Regions from separate parts of the Homo sapiens genome. Here all the other regions are linked to region 3. Evidence: chromatin loops called from intact Hi-C (ENCODE). Cell type or tissue: Caco-2. All regions are shown on one strand. Region 1 overlaps COBLL1 (cordon-bleu WH2 repeat protein like 1). Region 2 overlaps COBLL1 (cordon-bleu WH2 repeat protein like 1). Region 3 holds the start of GRB14 (growth factor receptor bound protein 14).

Region 1 (2,500 bases), 74 kb after region 3:
CTCTATTATCTGAAGCTAGCAAAATACAACATTTAGTTGACCAAACACTAAGTCAACAACATTCCTTTATGGTAAATATTTAAGGTTAGATAGTGGTTAGATAACAGTTTGGTCAACATACATATTATAGTTGAAAGTTGACACTGAATTAACAAAATGGGGAATTAAGAAAATTACATTTTAAAACTCTGCTTTCAATGTATTTATATGTGAAAATGTACAATATATGCAAGCTGAAGTTGAGTGTATATGATGGAAATCACATAGCTAAGAGATGCTCAGTTATTTTGTCTAGCCTCTCATACTATTATTTTTCCATTTCATTAAGACTATTTCCTTTACTATTACATAGTAATGTAAAATTGGAGAATAAACCAGAAGATTTAGACAAGTTAAAAACAAATTAAGATAACACAGGAAAATAGAACCATTAACTAGTAAATATATCATACAAATGAGCAAAGAAACTTTAAAACATTTGCTAATGACACAATTATATAATGATGACCTTACAGTAATACCTAAACAAGTTATATAAGTTATAATTGTGAGCAAATAATCAGATTTTATGTATCACCACTCTCTTCACTACAATAGCTTAATTTCAGATGAATATGAGTTCAGAGTTAAGTAGCACACAAACATCAACATGCTTGTTAACCCCCATTAAACCATGTCATTAAATTTGAATACTTATTTTTAAAAAGGCTACAGTTACCTTATCAGACACACCAAGCTGTGGGATGTCCACAAATTTATTTACAGAATGAGTCTTCCCTTCCTCTGTGTTGGCTGGAGGTTGGACCAATGCACTGGCACTAGGTGACTCGGTGCGCTCTTTACTGAAAGACTGTGACCTTTTCACTACAGCAAGAGCAAACGGTGAAGGACCAGAACTTGAGTATGGTCGTGGGGCACCAAAAGTTTTCAAAGTCTTCAGATTTTGTGTGGATACCTGACTAGCAGGAATTGTCACAGGTTTTGGAGCTATGGGAGGAGGGGAGGCTTCAGCAGGAGCCTGACCGATGACATCATCATCAGTTTTTTCAACAAGGGGTTGTGGAACAGAGTGAGGCATTTTACTTAAGGGAGAAAGAGTCTGCTCCGGAGAAGGCAGCATATCCCTTTCTGCCTCTTTATTTGTCAGTTCTTTTGGAGCAGGATTAGGGGCAGCATGGACACTCTTGGCAGCTGCAGATGTCACATAGTGACCCGATACTCTCTTCTGCATCTGCAAAAAAAAAGAGCTGGGTTTGGCCTGGGCATTTGAAGCCCGAGATTTAAATTTTGATTCCAAAATATTGTTTATTTCTTCCAAATTTGGTGCAAAAGGAGCTGTGCCAGTGTCTCTTGTCATTTTGGGAGCAGGTTTCAGAGGACTAACCATGGCATCATCAGGTGAGCTCACAGAACTGGGCACTTGATGCTCTGTTCTCAGGTTAGGCTTCGGTTTAAGGTTTGGCAGTGGCTCTTCTGGGCTTTCAGAAATAGCAGAATCTTCTGTTTGGATGGCAGTTTCTTTCACATTCTCATGAGTGTGCTTTTTCCCTAAAGCATGCATGTCCTGATCATCTTTATACTCTATGGTTTCTGATTGCCAGTCTTTCGATATTTCCAAGGATTTGGGAGGCACTATTTTATAAGTAGTCATGCCAATTTTGGGTATATACTCTCGTGTAATTTCATTTGAAGGTTTTGGCTTGGGATTGTAGTCCTGTCTATAAAGTGGGTAATTCTTTAGGTAAGAAGCAGTGGAATTTTTGTCAATCCTATCTACAGGAGGCAAAAGATCATCATTACCATGTGCACAAATTGGATCTTTTACGGTAAGCGGATCTTCTGAATGTATAATTAGGGTGCCTTGACTCCTGAATTCCCTTGAGGTATTTACAGAATCTTGTGAACTTAAGCATGAGTGTTGAGTTGATATGTTGTTATTTGAAGTTTGCACACATTCTTCAACTTTGGAGTCAGATAAATTATGATCTTGGTGTTTCCCATCAAAACTGTTACAAGAAGGGGTTGTCTGAATTGCTGCATCTTTTGTCTTTTCTGCACTGGGTTGATTCAGTTTTTGATCTGGTACTGATGAAGCTGCTAGATGGTTTTCCTTGTAACTTATAGCAGTATCAGTTTCATGTGCCTCAGAGTTTGATGGTCTCTCAACTTCCATATCAATGTTGTTATTTTTGGCAACACCTTCTACATTGATTTCTGTTTTCTTCACTCCATTTTTCATATTGTCTTCTGTGTTCTCTGGATAGACAATTATTTCATTTTGAACTACTGAGAGAAAAAAATCATCAAGTTAAATATATGAAAGAAGTAGAAAACCTCAAGTTTTTAATGCCTACTTTCTCCAACCTGAAATAGTTTGGTTTGAATTCTACAGATAATTTTCAACTCACTGACTATATAAAGGTAGGTAGTAGCATACAGAGAAAACAGTACGTGCTTTGGATTCATACAGACTGAAGTTTGGAATCCCTGGCTTAACTAG
Region 2 (2,500 bases), 90 kb after region 3:
ATGATTGTCACTAATTGATACGACGTACAATTATGTGGTCTGTCATAACTGGAACTTACGCTGTTAATAATGGTTAAAACTTATTAAAGTTGAGGACAAAATGTAAATTTAACAACTGGTATAAGTCGTGCAAAGGCAAGAGTTTTGAAGAAATAAGAATAGTGAGTTTAGATAATAACCAACAGATTAATGAAGGACAGAAATGTAAATTTTCTTTTGAAATATGAGTAATATTCATATTAACATTCAAGGAAATAGCTTAATATATATATTTTTTGTTGTCATAAGACACAGAGGCAAGAGGTTTTATGAAGACTCTTGGAAAATAATTTCAATTATTTAAGAAATTGCCAAGGGAAGTTAAGATAATAAAAATCAAATAAAAATCAAATTGTGTGTTAACTAAAACATCACTCTTAACACAAAATGGAAGAACAACTGGGACTTGAGAAAGAGATGTTCTACATCTACTAAAAAACCTTCTCTTGGGGAGGCGCGGTAAAGTCTGCAGGAAAAGAAGGGACATTTAAGTTAGGAGACTTCGATATTTCTAAATAGACTGTAGCCAGGAAAGCACATGTATACACTGGGATTTACAGAGAATATACATATCTAACATGCAAGACTGGAGAGGCTCCAAACCCAGGAATGACTAATGCTAAAAGCAGCCTTACTAAACTGCCACAGCATTTAAGTAATATTTAAGTAATACACATCATGAATTTAGAATGCTGAAAAATTAAATTAAATTAAATTAAAAGGCTGGGAAGACCACTGATCCCTAAGCAGCAGCATTCTTTTTTTTTTTTTTTGGAGACGGAGTTTCGCTCTGTTGCCCAGGCTGGAGTACAGTGGTGCGATCTCAGCTCACTGCAACCTCCGCCTCCCGGGTTCAAGCAGTTCTCTGACTCAGCCTCCCGAGTAGCTGGGATTACAGGCAGCCACCACCATGCCTGGCTAATTTTTTGTATTTTTAGTAGAGATGGGGTTTCACCATCTTGGCCAGGCTGATCTTGAACTCCTGACCTTGTGATCCACCTGCCTCGGCCTCCCAAAGTGCTGAGATTATACGCGTGAGCCACTGTGCCCGGCCAGCAGCAGCATTCTTAAGCTGTATTTTCTTCTGTGCACTTTAGGAGTATGCTCCAAAGAGTCTCCCAATAGTTCTGCTCTTGCATTCATCAGAGCTAAACTACCCACTATTTCTGAATCTGAATTTGTCTAGTTGGAGAGAGGCTTACAGAGAGTTTGCAAGGTAGAAGGCGACCCACTACAATGATTCCCAAAGAAATGGGTTTTGGAGTCAATACAAGCGGTTGAACCAGGAAACATGCCATTTATTGTCTCTGTGACCTTCGGCCTCCTCATTCATGAAAAGGAAAAGTACTAGCACCTATGTCAAAAGGGGCTGGGATACTTAAATGAAATATTATATGTAAAATACATAGCACAGTGCCTAGCATACAATACATGCTTCATAACCATCAGCTGATATTATTACATGCAATTTGTCTGTTTTAAAGTACATGAAAGTGTTCTGCAAATAAAATAAGAATTATAGTTATACAGATGTTGGAGTAAAAAGCATAGGTAAAAGGAGGTATTTAAGATTGTACTCTCTGGTGACTGTGTTGGTAAGAGTCCTATTGGAATCAGTCTCAGTAATAATTAACCTTAAAACTCAACAGTGCCCAATGTTCAGGAACCAATGCTTAGTCTACTGTATAAACATTCATTGTGGGTCTAAAAATCTCCACCTTTGAGTCAACTCAGGTCTCTTCAACATACTTTAAAGGACTTTAATAAAAGTTAAATATTTAACACTACTTTGTTGAATCAGTGATGAATTCATGGATATGTATTATAGTACATACATTTGAAATGTCTCATAAGCAAATTTAATGTGAAAAATTAAAGAACCATTTATAACTGTCTTCAGCTTTTACTACCAACAAACATTTACTTTGTTCAAATTATGACTACATTTTAAAAAGTGGTAGAGATTAAAATTTATTAAGTCTAAAGGCTTTACAAAATGAGAAAACACAGAGGTTTCTACTTACTAGGGGAAACTGCTTTGGTTAATCATTAGAGATGTTCAATTATTTACTTTAGTTAGAGTCACTGATAAGTCTGCTTGCCATTAATGAAAACTGCACTTCTAACAGGAATGCACATCACTGAATTTTATGGTCTGTAAAAAGGAAAATACCACAAGGAGAAACAGAATCTACTAATGAAAGTGGCAAGGTCAGGTTGAAAACCATGCCAGATTGTTAATCCCCCAGAATTCACACCCAGATCAGAATTTCCTGATTCAAAATCCAACTAAATTTAGCTGAAGAAAATAGAATCAAACGGCATTCAAGAGATTTACTGAATACTTGCTCTGTACTAGTTATTAGATCACTTATTAATCATAGTTGAATTATAAAAAGTGGGTCATTGAAATTGACGTATCCTGGATTAAAGAGTTAAATGAAAGAATACATATGGAAAA
Region 3 (2,500 bases):
ACCACTCTGTGACAAGGCTCATATTATATAAAGTATATAGAAAAGGTCTGTGATGTACTTTCTATGGGTCAAAATACAGTATGTTAATTAGATACAAACAAATCTCCTATAGTTCCTCTCTTTCTGTCTCTCTCTCTCTCTCTCTCTCTCCCCTCCCACCACCCCTCCCCCCCCCACCGCCTTCTCTCTCTCTTGCCTTTAAATCACCAGGCATAGAAACTCCATCACTTTTGATAATTTTCCTGAAACAGAAAAATAGACTATACAATTACTAATCCAAACATCACCTGAGAAGTCATACATTGTTATGCATCCATGATATTGACAGTCTCTAAGTTGCATTTAGTGCATTCATCCTTATGATATTTTACTAATCACTTTTGGAAGTTATGATTTATTAATTATAGCTGTGGTTCATCTCACTTCAAATTTCATTCACAATGTTGCCCACACACAGTCTGTTGATTTTTCAAGCGCTTATAGATATTAAACAGCAAGGCAGTGTTTTGAGGCGGTAAGTTAATAGAACTTGCTAGTATAAATGTACTATAGTCCACTGGAGAGTAATTTTAACTTCACTGAAGTTGGAGCGCTTTGAAAATCAGGAAAAAAAAAGTAACATTTAAATGTATGAATATAAAGGACTATAGATTTTTGTATTGCTGTAACCCTTTTTCTTTCCGAAAGTATGTGCAACTCTAAAGGCACTTAGTGCTGAATGCTATGGAGATTGGGAAACCCTTTAAAGCCTCTATTCTTTCCTGCCGAACAGCAAGACTGCTCGAATGTCAATCCATGCTTTGCTTCTACAGGGTCGCTGTAAGACTCTATGTGGGAGGTGAATACATTTATGCTACGATTTTTTTAAAATATATAAAATAAAATAGAGTTTACTTTGTGAAAATGCATGGCCACGAAGGAACAGAAGGTGATCAGCCTGCAGCCTGAGCTCCTAGTTTCACCACCGATGGGCAGAGGCGAGAGAGATGAGAGCTCTCAATGAAACGGTGATGCTATTTATAAGGCGCTGTGAGATCGCAATGTCCTGCTGATCCGGTAGGAGCCAGCTCAAAGGGGATTGTCTTCAGAGACTTTTACAAACTTGGCCCAGCTCTGGGCACATGGCTCACCCCCTAGGACCGCCTCCTCACCCCCTCGCCGGCTGCCCAGCCAGGACACTCCCCCGCGCCCTCCAGGGTTGCCTACCTGTCTGCAGCACAGCCGCGGGTCCCGTCCGGAAGGGGCAGGAGCGCTCGCGCGTGCAGCCAGGGGGCCGGCGCCAGGTCGTGGGCGTCGCCCCTCCCCTGGGCAGCGCCACACACCTGGGCGGCCAGCGGCGAATCCCGGGCAGCCGCCCTGCTCGCGGCGCTCTGCCCATCTTGCAGGGAAGTGGTCATTGTCGCCGGCCGGGGGGCTCGGGCGTCATGGGAGACTCGGCGCGTGGGGAGAAGGGGTTTGCGCGGCGGGAGGCGAGGTGCCGGCTAGGCAGCCCGAGCGCTCTGCAGGTGTGGTGGCCTCGCCGCCTGCGCTCGGGGCCCCGGCGGCTGAGACGCGCGGCCGAGCTATCTGCGAGGCGGCGGGGGAGGGGAGGGGGCGGAGGAGGAGGGTGGGGAGAGGGGAGGAGCGGCCGGTGGGTGGGGGCCGCGGGCGGCGAGGCAAGGCGCGGAGGGGGCGGGGAGGGCGCGAGAGCGGCTGGCCGGCCCCGCGCGTGGCCCGGGGCGCTCGGGGCCACTGGCATTGCTCCCGCGCCGTCCCATCCGGGACGCGAGGCCGGGACCGCTGCCTCCTCAGGTGGGCACCGGGGCGCGAGGCTGAGCCCAGGGTCTGGGCGGCCCCGGCGCCGCTGGAGGCGGGGACCCAGCCGAGCGGGCGCTCCCGCTGGGCTTGCCGGGAGGACCGCAGGCGGGATAGGGGTCCGCGCAGCCCTGACCCTCATACCCTTGCATTCTTTCTGCTCTGCCATCTGAGATCACCTAAGCTGTTGCTGGGCCGCCATGACAGTCCCCACCGGGCCAGGAGGCCAGGACACCAGAGGGTTTGCCCCAGTCCTTCCCCACGTGCCTCTTCTTCCATCCACTCCGCAGCCAAAGATTGGGGGGTTGATAGGGAGCAAGGAGTCCAATCATTATAGAAAACTACTGAGATTTTGAGAATTCTCAGTAAAGCATGAGTAAACCTGAAGGTGTCTGGAATTAGAAAGACTATTAGTTTTATGGTAATGAGAGAAGCTTACATTAATGAATTCCAGGTTGCCTTACGCTACCTATTCCATCCTCTCAACAGCTCCATAAATTAGATGTTTATCTCATTTTACACAAAAGGAAACTGGGGCTCAAAGCCATCGAGTACCTTGCACTAGTAACATAGCACTAGTAGCTGGTGGAGTCAATATTCCAACCCAGAAGCTTCCTTCTCAAAAACCCAGACTGTTCGAAATAGTAATGACATTATTATGCTCACCCTCTGAGATGCAGCAACCCTACTCTGAAATGCTGGGTGA

Evidence for each region. Hi-C counts contacts between places; a loop is a spot of excess contacts. Peaks named below come from ENCODE experiments on the same cell type or tissue, not always from the same donor. Only the 100,000 strongest peaks of a DNase experiment are listed, where the experiment ranks them.
Region 1: a loop joins it to region 3, with 5 times the contacts of the local background. A loop is called at or near these places in 4 of 110 quality-filtered maps.
Region 2: it touches region 3 in a loop (3-fold over the local background); 5 of 110 quality-filtered maps call a loop at or near these places.

What each region holds. Positions count from the first base shown.
Region 1 is chr2:164,693,551-164,696,050 of GRCh38, forward strand. COBLL1 (cordon-bleu WH2 repeat protein like 1) reads right to left here. Exons shown (of 14, transcript NM_001365672.2): 12 at 719-2,286. Among named protein-coding and RNA genes, the nearest start is that of SNORA70F, 7.0 kb to the left of the region's middle. In Caco-2, no CTCF peak of the experiment used is centred here; a DNase peak (open chromatin) is centred at 971; H3K4me3 peaks cover 2,333 bases.
Region 2 is chr2:164,709,770-164,712,269 of GRCh38, forward strand. All of the region lies in intron 7 of COBLL1 (cordon-bleu WH2 repeat protein like 1), which reads right to left. Among named protein-coding and RNA genes, the nearest start is that of SNORA70F, 23 kb to the left of the region's middle. RefSeq lists an enhancer at 2,015-2,159 and a cis regulatory region at 2,080-2,093. In Caco-2, no CTCF peak of the experiment used is centred here; a DNase peak (open chromatin) is centred at 1,332; H3K4me3 peaks cover 167 bases.
Region 3 is chr2:164,619,913-164,622,412 of GRCh38, forward strand. It overlaps GRB14 (growth factor receptor bound protein 14), which reads right to left and starts at 1,570. Exons shown (of 14, transcript NM_004490.3): 1 at 1,207-1,570. The coding sequence starts at 1,397. In Caco-2, a CTCF peak has its summit at 1,228; DNase peaks (open chromatin) are centred at 1,209, 1,529 and 1,969; H3K4me3 peaks cover 2,145 bases.